Regions from separate parts of the Homo sapiens genome. Here regions 1 and 2 are each linked to region 3. A link is a contact called in ENCODE Hi-C or POLR2A ChIA-PET data. All regions are on one chromosome and are shown on one strand. Each heading gives the region's core, a stretch centred on a gene start or an enhancer-like site at or near the end of the contact. The rest is flanking DNA. Distances are from core to core; before and after follow the strand shown.

What was found. A loop is a pair of places that touch in the nucleus more often than their neighbours do. ChIA-PET counts read pairs that join two places held with the same protein, here RNA polymerase II (POLR2A). Pooled maps may share reads with other maps.
Region 1: a pooled map shows a loop between it and region 3 (2.3-fold over the local background). The contact joins the promoter of SORBS2 here to the enhancer-like site in region 3. A Hi-C loop is called at or near these places in 1 of 168 maps with a recorded cell type or tissue (OCI-LY7) and 3 of 50 pooled maps. POLR2A ChIA-PET finds 5 or more read pairs at or near these places in 3 of 52 experiments (OCI-LY7, Panc1 and SK-N-SH).
Region 2: a loop to region 3 is called in a map of heart right ventricle, with 2.1 times the contacts of the local background. The contact joins two enhancer-like sites. A Hi-C loop is called at or near these places in 7 of 168 maps with a recorded cell type or tissue (heart left ventricle, heart right ventricle and right cardiac atrium) and 1 of 50 pooled maps. POLR2A ChIA-PET finds 5 or more read pairs at or near these places in 1 of 52 experiments (PC-9).

The regions. Positions count from the first base shown.
Region 1 is chr4:185,809,517-185,813,603 of GRCh38, forward strand. It overlaps SORBS2 (sorbin and SH3 domain containing 2), which reads right to left and starts at 2,678. Exons shown (of 27, transcript NM_001395207.1): 1 at 2,148-2,678.
Region 2 is chr4:185,998,012-186,001,973 of GRCh38, forward strand. The region is part of intron 2 of LOC124900830 (a long non-coding RNA gene); the gene reads right to left. Among named protein-coding and RNA genes, the nearest start is that of TLR3, 69 kb to the right of the region's middle. Within about 2 kb of position 1,444, at least 4 of the 41 ENCODE cell types and tissues checked have a DNase peak (open chromatin) inside an H3K27ac peak, as active enhancers do.
Region 3 is chr4:185,895,194-185,898,878 of GRCh38, forward strand. It overlaps a transcript of SORBS2 not described here. Among named protein-coding and RNA genes, the nearest start is that of SORBS2, 85 kb to the left of the region's middle. Within about 2 kb of position 2,103, at least 3 of the 41 ENCODE cell types and tissues checked have a DNase peak (open chromatin) inside an H3K27ac peak, as active enhancers do.

The DNA of each region.
Region 1 (4,087 bases), core at 1,428-3,927, 85 kb before region 3:
TTGATATTGCCAGCAGAAGAGTTGGAAAGTGGCAGAAAATAAGGGTCTAAAAATAGCCATAAGCGAAAGTGCAAAGTCTTGAAGGATAGAGATTATGTCTCTGAACCTGGTTCTCAAAATTGTTGAATTATTAACTATGGAGATGCGCTGTACAGAATTGAACTTAAAATGGTCATCTGTGTATAGCATGTCATCTTAAAAGGTTACTAAAATAGGAAAGAACTTGCACAGGTATAAAGTGTGTGCCATTCCTCCCGTGGGCTAAGGGTCTTGTCTCACTTGGTGCCACTATCAATGCAACAGGCACAGCAGTCGGGTGTGCCCTGGATATTTCTACACCTCATTCTTCTAAAAGCTCCCCCAAGAAAAATTAATAGGAAATCAGGTGCTTGCTGCAGGTCTTTGCACTGTGTCAATTCTAAGAAATCCTTTGGCAGTGTAAAGCTTTGAAGGAAATTAAATTGGAGAGAGATTTTCTCTACCTTTCATTCAGCTCATATAGAATCCCTTACTTAGCTGATATTTTTGCTCATAGAATTGGACTCAGAACTAAGTCTGTTCATTTAGCTTTCCTTTGAATGTTAAACATAATGAAGTACAAGGCCGTCACCTCACCATTTTATCCCCTACAACCCGCATAGGCGTACACTTATCACCAAACGTTTGCACATGTTTGGCTCCACTGAGATTCTTAGTCTCTATCTTTATATTTTGACTATTTTGACATTTAGAACAAAAGTTTGGAAAACTATTCTCCTACTGCTTTAGCATTCTCTTATCTTAGGGCTTATGAACATTGCTACATCTCTGAAACAGGCGGTTCCTGCCCATATCTATCAGTGAAAATTATACTTAAAATTCTGAAGAGACTCATGTCATCCAGATTTTGGAGGAAAAAGGTAGCAAATAAAAATATACTTCTTAGAAGTAGATCTCAGTTACTACTTATTTTAAATTTCACAGTAGATTCCATCTTTTGTAGATAGGGGTTTTGTTCAAAGTTTTTGACCAAACATTTTTATTAAATATTTTCAATAGTATTATAAGTGATCTGACATTTTTGGTAACAAAACAACCAAAGAACTGACTTGAGTAAAGCTGAAATGTTGCTGAACCAGAATCTAATCCTTACTCCGTCATTTTCTTACCAGGGATTTTGATTTGACTGACCAGTTTCAATCCACAGTAACAGCTTTGTTCCTAAGAGACTATAAATCAAGGAAATACTCACTACCAGGCAATTCCTCCTGCAATTCGGGGTCTGTGCTGTTATTATGAAGCAACTGACAGCAAACATTTGCTGCAAGTATGAGCGCAGATTTGGATGAGGTGTGCGGTGTTTTTGGTTTCACTCTTTATCTCTGAAACCTATCTGCTTGTGAGAAAAATTGTGCAAGAAAAGAAGTTTTACTGCCACATACCTCAGCTGTCCTAGAACTCAATGCAGAGGCTTCGCTTCCTTTCTTTCCTTGGATTCTGAGCCGGGGGAGCACAATGGGGGTCTTGTGCTCTGGGCCAGCAAGGCATGCAGATACTCGGAAAGGAGGTGTGAACGGCTTCCAATACCTACACTGTTTGCTTTACAACTACCCCAACTAAATCAAACAGGACACCAAGACACTCAGTCCAGGGTAAGCAAGTACAAAATCCACTGGCTATTATGACCCACATAGAGAACAGAATTCTTCAATTTAAGTGTGTACATAGCTGTGTTAAGAGTTAAATAAATCATTTACGAGGCTTAAAAAGAAATGCTTCTCATGTAGTTCTTTTTCATGTAGTTCTCTGAATACAAGTCAAAGTGCAGGTCACGAAAGAATCCATTGTTCACAAGCGAGAAATGTTGTTGGCTGTGAGGACGGTTCAGAACAAGCCATCGTAGTCTGCTCAAACAGTAAATATTGGTTTTAAAACCCCAAAGCATATCGGTCATGTTTTTTATCTTCCAATTGCTAGAACCAAAATTCACTGAAACAACTCTATGTCTCTGATACTATTTTCTAGAAATGTGTGTGTATGCGTGTGTGTATGTGTCTGTGTATGTTTGTTTGGTAAATCCAAATCACACAATCAACGTAAATCTTTCAGGCTAAGTTTTGCCCCAGTTATTTTTATGCTGTGCTTTCAAAAAGGTCAAAAAAGCTTACCTCTGTCAGTGTACTGGGACGCTCAGGAAGCCCCTTCTCCGCCTCGGCCTCAGCGTGCAGACATATGCCCTGGGAGCCCACAATCTGTTAACAGGAAGCAGGTAAACCCGAGAGCGTCCGCCTGCGTTCCAGTCCAGTGCCCGTCCCAGCACACACCTGCTTTTTCAGACCTGCCGCTCATATGCCACAGCCACGCACAGGACCAGCGTTAGCAGAGTGCAACACCCTCCGTTTGGATCCCTCGTTTTCAGGGTAAGCAGCTAGGGAGCTGCTGAGATAATATTGCAGGGAAAGCTTGCCTTCCCAAGACAAAAACCTTTGCTGCTGCCTGATAGCAGATATGCAGCATTATCACTCTGCATTCCACATTCTCCAATCAGCTAATTGGAACGGCAGTCAACAGCCTGTCCAAAAGGCAGCTTGCAGGCCTGCGTGGCTGTGATCATTGTATACTAACATGCCCATTGCTTCTCTCTTCCCTGAAGAGATGTATAAAAGAGGCTTCTTCCAGGGCGAAGCTCAGCAGAATATGCCACACTGTTTTCCATAAGTAAAATGGCTGGTCCTCTCAGCTCTGCTGCAGACAGCTCATTGGGTTCCACTGGCTTTTCGTAGCCATAGCAACAACCAACAGACAGACTTAGCAAGCATGGCTGATCATGTGCAGCACACTCACACAGCTTGTTAATTTCTTTTCATCAAACTCATCATTTTTTTGAGGAGGGTAGCTTCTGTTATCTTTCTACACATTTCACCGATAGTGCAAGTGCTCCGATTTTTCTGCTCTCCTGAAGAACTCTTTTTTATATGAGCCGGGGCTATGTATGAAATCGAGGAAGTGAAGCCCTATTAGTGGCTATCCAGGTTAATAACATGCAAATCACTTAAGAGACCCTAACTGGAAGCATTGTCAAAACAAGCCCCACCTTCCAGTCATAGAATGAGTGCAGAGAGCTGCAAACGGGAGAGTTACACTTTTTGTTTTTAAATGATAATCTTAGAGCCACTTAATTGAAACAAAACCCTGTGAATTGCTATATAGGGTCAGAATAATAACTAAATCAGGTAGACTATTTTAATAAGATCTTTAAATATCCATTTACTTATGGCTCAACTTATCTGATTACTTTAAGATGCTTTTTATGCAATTTAAAATAGAATTTTTAAAAAATCCTATTGCTTCTACGGCAGAAAATGATTCTTTAACTCAATCTTATTTGTAAATTAAAAATTCTTTTTAAAAAATCCGCACCTAATTAAAAATTCTTTGACTTTAAACATTACCTTCAAGGCAAGAATAGTTTTACTTCCTCAGTAAAATGGATCACATTCCACCCGTCCATAACATTTCACCTCCTCTGGGAATCTACCATGATTAATGCCATGAACAACGTAAATCTTCTGCAGAACCCCCAGGCTTTTCTTCTTTTTCAGGACTCTATCACCAGTCATATTCTATCTGATATATTTCCAAGGCACTGTCCCATTTATTTTTGTTTCTAGCAATCTGTTTCAAATAGTTATGTTAACACTTTGGACTTGTAAATATAGATGTTCTATTTGCTAAGTAGTCATTGATTTAGGATTCCGTCAGTATTGCGTTTCCCTACCCATGTTAACACTCCTGCCTTCAGTATTAATTCCCAAATTTTGACTGCATAGGAATCCTGTGGATGTAGATTTGGGGATGCCCGCTCCCCTTCCTCCCCAACCGGATTCACATTAGGTAGGTCTGAGCCACCCAGGGTCAGCGTATCCATGGAGGACAAGTGGGTGGCGCTTTCCTGCTTGGGAGAGTCCTCACCGCTTCAGATCGCCTCCAGCCAGCCTACCTTTTCTCACTGAAGTTCCCTTCCCTGAAGTTATTTTGCATTTGCTGTTGCTGAGCGTGCCCCTGCCTTCGCCCTCAGCCTCCCATTCTACTATTCACTGCCCACGTT
Region 2 (3,962 bases), core at 194-2,693, 100 kb after region 3:
GCACAGTGTTTGCGTAGTGTGAAGCCAATCTGGTAACTAGCCGTGTCCAGCTCAGACCCCTCCAGTGTCACCCGATATCTGTGTGTGCTCTTATCCCACGCACAGACACACGAGGCACATGTGCCGCCCTCCACGGGGAGCCCCCAGAGTCCCCTCTGCATTTCCCCCAGCCCAAGGTCTAGGTTGCTGCAGTATCGGTATTGGAGGATTTTTTTTTCTTTTTGAGACAGAGTCTCGCTCTGTCTCCCAGGCTGCAGTGCAATGGTATGATCTCGGCTCACTGCAACTTCTGCCTCCCGGGTTCAAGTGATTCTCCTGCTTCAGCCTCCCAAGTAGCTGGGATTATAGGTGTCCACACCTGGCTAATTTTTTGTATTTTTAGTAGAGACAGGGTTTTGCCATGTTGGCCAGACTGGTCTTGAACTCCTGACCTCAGGTGATCCACCCACCTCGGCTTCCCAGAGTGCTGGGATTACAGGAGTGAGCCACCACGCCTGGCCTGGAGGGTCTTTTTGGTCTGGTCCAGAGGTAGCGGCTCACTGCCCAGTGGCCTCCAGCTAAAGGGCCAGTTGTCTATGTCCCTCCCACTCACAACCACAGTGGTGGAGCTGGAACAGCACATCTGCAGGGAAGACCTGGTTGGGACAAGGGAAGAGCAAAGGGAGGAGCAAAGGGCGGATCTCTGATGGTCCCCAGCTGGGCAGGAGTTGCTCACGCCCCACCCTGCCCCTGAGCGTGTCCTTGGACACTTCCCCCCACTGCGGCTGGCTCTGCGCCTCCCGGAGTCACCCTTGATCACCATCTCCCATGAATCTAGCTATGACAGCTGGCTTCACCTTTTGGAAAGGGTCTTCTCTATGCATTGTGTCCACACCCATATCCAAAGTGGAGTGGGGCTAATTGCTTGCTTAGGTTTCAAGTAGTCACAAGCATTTGTAAACCAGGTTTGTGGTTTTTAAAAATTTTGTGGGCTTCTTCGTGTGTTTATTTTCTTTCACTGAGTCCCAGGTTCCAGAAACCGCGCACAGAACTCCAGCCTGCACATAGTTCTCAGGCCTGCCTGATGGCCTGGCTTTTGGGATCCATCCCTCTCTTTATTGTAAAGGCACCAGTTCTGAGGCCATGGGAAACAGTGAGCTTATAGGTAGAGGTAACACCCCTAATCGGATCTTTTTGGCTTTGGCTTAACAGTAGGCCTTTAAGAAAGGCTCTGAAAACCAAGTTATGTATCTACTGCCATTGAGAGCACAGAAGCAGGAGGGATTTCTAGCCCCAGCCCCATCTGCTTTCTTCCATCTCTGCTTTAGAAGGAGCTAGTTCTTGCCTGTGTTTATTTATCTTGTAAAACCTCCCTAACGCAGCGAGGTCGAGCAACACAGATCCACACTCTGGCACCACGGCTCCGGGTTTGGTCGGTACACGTTGTCTGCCTCTCAGGTTATCACAGGGCACAGTCTTCCAAACATTTCACTCACAGGGCACAGTCTTCCAAACATTTCACTCACAGGGCACAGTCTTCCAAACATTTCACTCACAGGGGACAGTCTTCCAAACGTTTCACTCACAGGGCACAGTCTTGCAAACATTTCACTCACAGGGCACAGTCTTCCAAACGTTTCACTCACAGGGCACAGTCTTCCAAACGTTTCACTCACAGGGGACAGTATTCCAAACGTTTCACTCACAGGGCACAGTCTTCCAAACGTTTCACTCACAGGGCACAGTCTTGCAAACGTTTCACTCACAGGGCACAGTCTTGCAAACGTTTCACTCACAGGGCACAGTCTTCCAAACGTTTCACTCACAGGGCACAGTCTTCCAAACGTTTCACTCACAGGGCACAGTCTTGCAAACGTTTCACTCACAGGGCACAGTCTTGCAAACGTTTCACTCACAGGGCACAGTCTTGCAAACGTTTCACTCACAGGGGACAGTATTCCAAACGTTTCACTCACAGGGGACAGTATTCCAAACGTTTCACTCACAGGGGACAGTATTCCAAACGTTTCACTCACAGGGGACAGTATTCCAAACGTTTCACTCACAGGGCACAGTCTTCCAAACGTTTCACTCACAGGGCACAGTCTTCCAAACGTTTCACTCACAGGGGACAGTCTTGCAAACATTTCCCCGCGCATAACAAGGCTCACTGGTTCCCTACCCTGAAATAAACATGCCTTCCTCTGCTGCCTCCTGGCCGCTTACTCAGTGGACAGGTTCTAGGTCCTGTTGTGTCAGCATCCGAGTTGCAGGTGGTGGTTCTGGCTCTATCAGTTGCAGGGAAACTAAGCTGCCGATATAAAGAGGTACCATGATACCCCGAGTTAAAATAGGGTGACGTGTAATTCACTTGGACAGCGAAAGGGAATGCCATTTAAAATGATGCCAAGACAACAGACGTAAAACAAATTGAAACCATGTTCATGCTATTTAAAAACCAACGTTTCTTTCACTGTCACGTAAGCGCACTGCGGTGAGGGGTCTGAATTGACGGTGTGGCCCTCTCCATGGGGGCATTCCAGGGAACCAGCTCCTTCCATCTTCTTTTCCTCCATTCCCTGGGGTGTTTTCCCCAGGGTCCAATAGGACCTCAGCATTTTAGAGAGAGACAGACAGAAAGTATGGAAGGGTGCTTGCCCGATACTTGAAGGCCAGGACCGGGAGTGGCAAACATCACTTTATTCTCATGTCATTGGTGAGAACCGTTGCATCGGTTCTGCAAGGATGACTTGGAAATGTGGTATCTGACTGGGCAGCCATGGGCCCAGCAACAAGGGTGGTTGCTCTGGAGTAAAGGGAGGGAGGTTTAGCTGGATATCCAGAGTCCTCCATCAGGAACTCTTTCCTCATTTGTAATTTAAGGATAAAATACCCAGAGTCTGTAGGCTTTCATAACTTCCTTCAGATGGTATCTACATGTTTATTAACTTCATTCACTCATTAAAGAACCCGGCTTGGAAGTCTCCAGGGCCTGAAGCTTTAACCTAACTTTTGACATATGTGGGCTTCCATCATTACTTTTCCTATTCATGCTTAGTTTTGTAGTATTTCGGTAGTGTACTATTTTTTATACAAATTGACCTCCCTCTTTCTGTAAGCACTGACATTATTCTCAATTATTAAATGGTACAGCCTTTATCATTATATTAGTCAGAGATTCCCAACTTTGCTTATCAAAGAAAAATTATTTTTTATCCTTCTCTTTTCGTTAATTCCTTAACTATATGTTCATATTTTCCCTGATTGTGCCTAAGACTTGAGCTACTGTCTTAAGAGCAGTCAGCATCCAAGTGTTCTCTGTAGTATTTTATTGCTTGGAAAAATGTTACTGAATCTTACCTAACAAGAATAATGATTAAATAGTTTTGCTTCCTTTTTTGGTGGCAATGCAAACACCTCTTTTGGTGGTGGACTCCAGCCCTTCTTTGTGCCCGGCGGCGATGACGGCTGATCGGACTCTTCCCTTCCCTGGGAATGAGTTTCCCACCGCTTTTCACTGCTCACATCATTAACTTTGGTGCTTAGGGATTTACTAATTGAAGCCTTGACAATCTCCTACTGTTAGAGAGGCTTGGTTTGGCAAAACAACTTGGAGGCTGTTTTCACCAAAGAAGGATGACTTATGTGCTCATCATACACAGAAGGTGCTGGGTCTCAGCCCTTAGTACTTCTCAATCCTTCAACATTCCACATTTCAAATCCAGTATTAAGAATATAAGTCCCCACTGTCCCCCGAAATCTTGGGGTAAGTAAGTGCGGAGCAATCGCCTGCTTCGAGATGCTTTTTCCCAGTTGTTTATCTTCTCTAGGGCACGTTACCTAGCCTTGAAGTCAATTAACTCTTCCAGAAAGCTAGCATAGCATTTCGACTGGGCCACCACTGCAGTGGCCTGAAAGAGTCACTGTGCTTTATAAAAGTTAGGAGTTTTAGAAGAAGATAGCTGGGGGAATTTGTCTCACTG
Region 3 (3,685 bases), core at 853-3,352:
GGCAAGCCCTGATGCCACTGAAGCAACAGCAGTGAACTAAGTCAGGGCCAAGGTACAGAGGACTTGTTTTGGTGTCACAGCACCTCCTGAACTCCTTGTCTGTATGTTTGCGTAATTCCCTACCATCCAAACTTCTACTCTATTGATCCATCCCAACACAGAATCCAAGAAGACCAGGTAAGTCTTCCCTTGTCCTCATAACCGAAGCTCGACTTAGGTTCAGATCTCCAGTGGGAATGAATAAGCCAAGGAGGTGAGGGCAGTGGAGGAAAGTGGCAGCGGCGTGAGCATCCGTTCTGCTGCAGCAGATGCAGCGGTCATGGCGCCCGGGCGACACCTGGTGCTGCATGGCAGTGGCATCACCCCCGCCAGGATCCCGGGTGCACCGGGCCCAGTGCCCGGCTGCCTTCTTGCTCAGAGTCAGGTCTCAGTGTCTGTGGTCCTAGACAGTACTTTCTGCTGATTGGCCCGGACAGGTCAGCTGAGAATGAAGGACTAGGGTTCTTCTCTGAGAACTTTGCCTCAACAATAAGAAACTTGAAGAACAGTGACTTTGTCACACTGTAACATTAACAATTTCTTTTTCAGAGAAGTAAAATGTGGGCAAATTATAGTTTTCCTGAAAGAATTTAATTTTCAAATAATTCTGGCCAATCCCTTCATTGTTTTCTTTTGAAAATATTATTATCGGAAAAGTTTGGTCCCAAATTCTCAGCACAGAATTTCATTTGGATTAAAATTAGCCAGAGAGAATGATCAGTAAGGACCAGGAAAAGGGAGTGTATGAGAGTGATGGAGTTTGAAATCTCATTGAGTAGAAATCCCATTGACCACAATTATCCAGCTCTGAACAAGGATCAAATGCTCATAGGCCAAAAAAAGCTCCGGATTAGGCCAAAGAATCTCACTTAACCAACTTGTATATAACAAATACTCCAGTGGATTCCACAGCAATTTCATTTTGGAATTTGTCATGGGAAATAGGTAGGAAAGACAGACTGAAATGGATTCATGCATAAAGAAATGCACTTAAAGAAAAGGGGTAATTTTTGGCATTGACGGGTTCTGAATTAGATACAAATCCTCAGAGAAAGGATTTAGACATGTTGGCCAGGCGAGATGGCTGACGCCTGTAATGCCAGCACTTTGGGAGGCCGAGGCAGGTGGATCACCTGAGATCAGGAGTTCAAGACCAGCCTGACCAACATGGTGAAACCCCGTCTCTACTAAAAATGCAAAAATTAGCTGGGTTTGTTGGTGCACGCCTGTAATCCCAGCTACACGGGAGGCTGAGGCAGGAGAATCCCCTGAATCCGGGAGGCAGAGGTTGCAGTGAGCCAAGATCGCGCCACTGCACTCCAACCTGGGTGACAAGAGCAAAGCTCTGTCTCAAAATAAATAAATAAACAAACAGCTAGTAACTGGGTTTTGACATATGGAAATTCCTTACTTCTTATTTCAATTCACTGCTCTTTTCTAAACACAGAACTACTGTGTAGTGTAACAGGATGATTGGCAGGGGGTGCTCTGTGGCCCCTGGTGTGTGCCCCTAACAAAGAGCCATGTCCTCTGCAGAGAGTTCTTGGTGGAGGAGGCTCCACTGGGAAAAGCCAAGCCACTGGGTGGTGCGTTGCCCTCAAGTTTCCCAGTGATGCCAGTGATACCTGCCCTAAATTACAAATGCTGCTTACACATGGCCAAAAAAAAAAAAAAAAGCACATGTCAGTGATTGGTTGTATTACAAAGCACGTCAGTGATTGGTTGTATTACTGAGCTACTGGAAAAGCTGCAGCATCTGCAGCAATTGCGGAGGCTCAGGAAACAGTACCCCAGATGACAGCCTCAGAAGCAAGAGCTTCTCTCTGCTCACTTCTGCCTTCCGGTTCCTCAGCCCAATTCTCCCCTGAGGCCAGATATAGAAACCAGAATCCCTCTTCCTCCAGGACCGTCACAGTAACCACAACCCCTTTGCCCCAGAGCCAGCCTTAAAACCTAAAAGTATTACTCTAACTTTCGCTCCGCCTTTCTGGGTAAGAACTGGCGATAAAGACACTCTCTGACCCACCTTGTTTGAGTGTAGGTATGAGATCCGATTCCAGAGAGGGCCCCACCCCACACCAGAAGGAAGGAAAGCTGACCAGAGAGGCCAGCAAGAATCTGGACAGACAGGCCTTGCTGGGTGTCCCCACTCAGTCTATTCGCATTAGACCACACCCTTTCGTCCAATCCTATGCCTACACAGCTGCCCATACTTTGTTAAACCTAAGCATAAAAATGGACAGTTTCCCCTGTATCTTTGGGTCTTCAATCTGAAGGCTCCTATGTACACATTAAGAAAATTTGTACATCTTTTCTCAAATGAATCTGCCTTTTGTGAGTTGATTTTTCAGCGAACCTTCAGAGGGTGAAGGGAAAATTTCTCCTAGGCCCTGACACAACCATAACTACTGCAGTCTGAAACAGGTATGCTCCACAGCCTACAACAGGTATAGAAAGTCACGGAACACAGATGGCTAAGGTTCAAACCAGCACGAGAGGGCGTTCAAAAAGCTAAGGAGTTAGGCTGGGTGCAGTGGCTCACGCCTGTAATCCCAGCACTTTGGGAGGCCGAGGCAGGCAGATTACCTGAGGTCAGGAGTTCAAGACCAGCCTGGCCAACATGGTGAAACCCTGTCTCCACTCAAAAAAAAAAATTTAGCAGGATGTGGTGGCAGGTGCCTGTAATCCCAGCTACTAGGGAGGCTGAGACACAAGAATCATTTGAACCCAGGAAGCAAAGGTTGCAGTGAGCCAAGATCATGCCACTGCACTCTAGCCTGGGCAACAGAGCAAGACCCCGTCTCAAACAAACAAAAAAGCTCAGGAGTTGGATAGCTCCACAGCAGGGGCTAACATTCCATCTAAGCAAAGTGACTATAATCCAACCACTTTTTGACGTCTAAATAAACTTGTGCCTTTAATGACTGTTTTCTGATTGACATCCCATTACTGCCTGAAGGCAAAACAAGCTGAAAGGGCAAGATTGTGTGATAGCCAAAGAAACTCATTCACATATTAAGCCATTGACAATTTTAAGACATATTCTAAATGGATCATTCTAGCAATTAAGTGGAGGGGAAATGAACGGTAGGGGACATAAGCAGGGAAACTAGAAAGAAAGTTTGACAGTTGATGTCAAAAATAAGAAAGGCTCAAACTAGCACCATGTCTGTAAGGAAGAAAAGAAAGGGAAAATTTCCCAAACATATATTTAGAAGTTAAATCAATCACACTCTATTCACTGGACGATGAAAGACTGGGTGAGGAAAATAAAAACATCAAGAATCATTGCTCGTGTTTTTGGAGGCAGTGTTGCTTGGGGTTAGTCAGTAACGGGTGGCAAAATAAGAACAAAATAATGACTACCAAAACGCAAATGAAACTAACTAGCGGCTACGTTGATTTGCATCTCAGCCTTATTGCTTGTCTTTACCTCTGGGAAAAAAATTGAAGAAGTAATAGAAATAAAATGCAGAGTGGTATGGAGAGGGCGTCAGTTTAGCAGGAGGTAATACCCAAATCTTTAGAAAAAGCAGAGAATGTTATTTGGATACCGTGAGCTTCACTGTAGAGGCCAAGGCATGGTGAGATTTAATAAAGGTGCACAGAGCATAAATCTAAAAGGCGATTATGCTAGTATAACCCA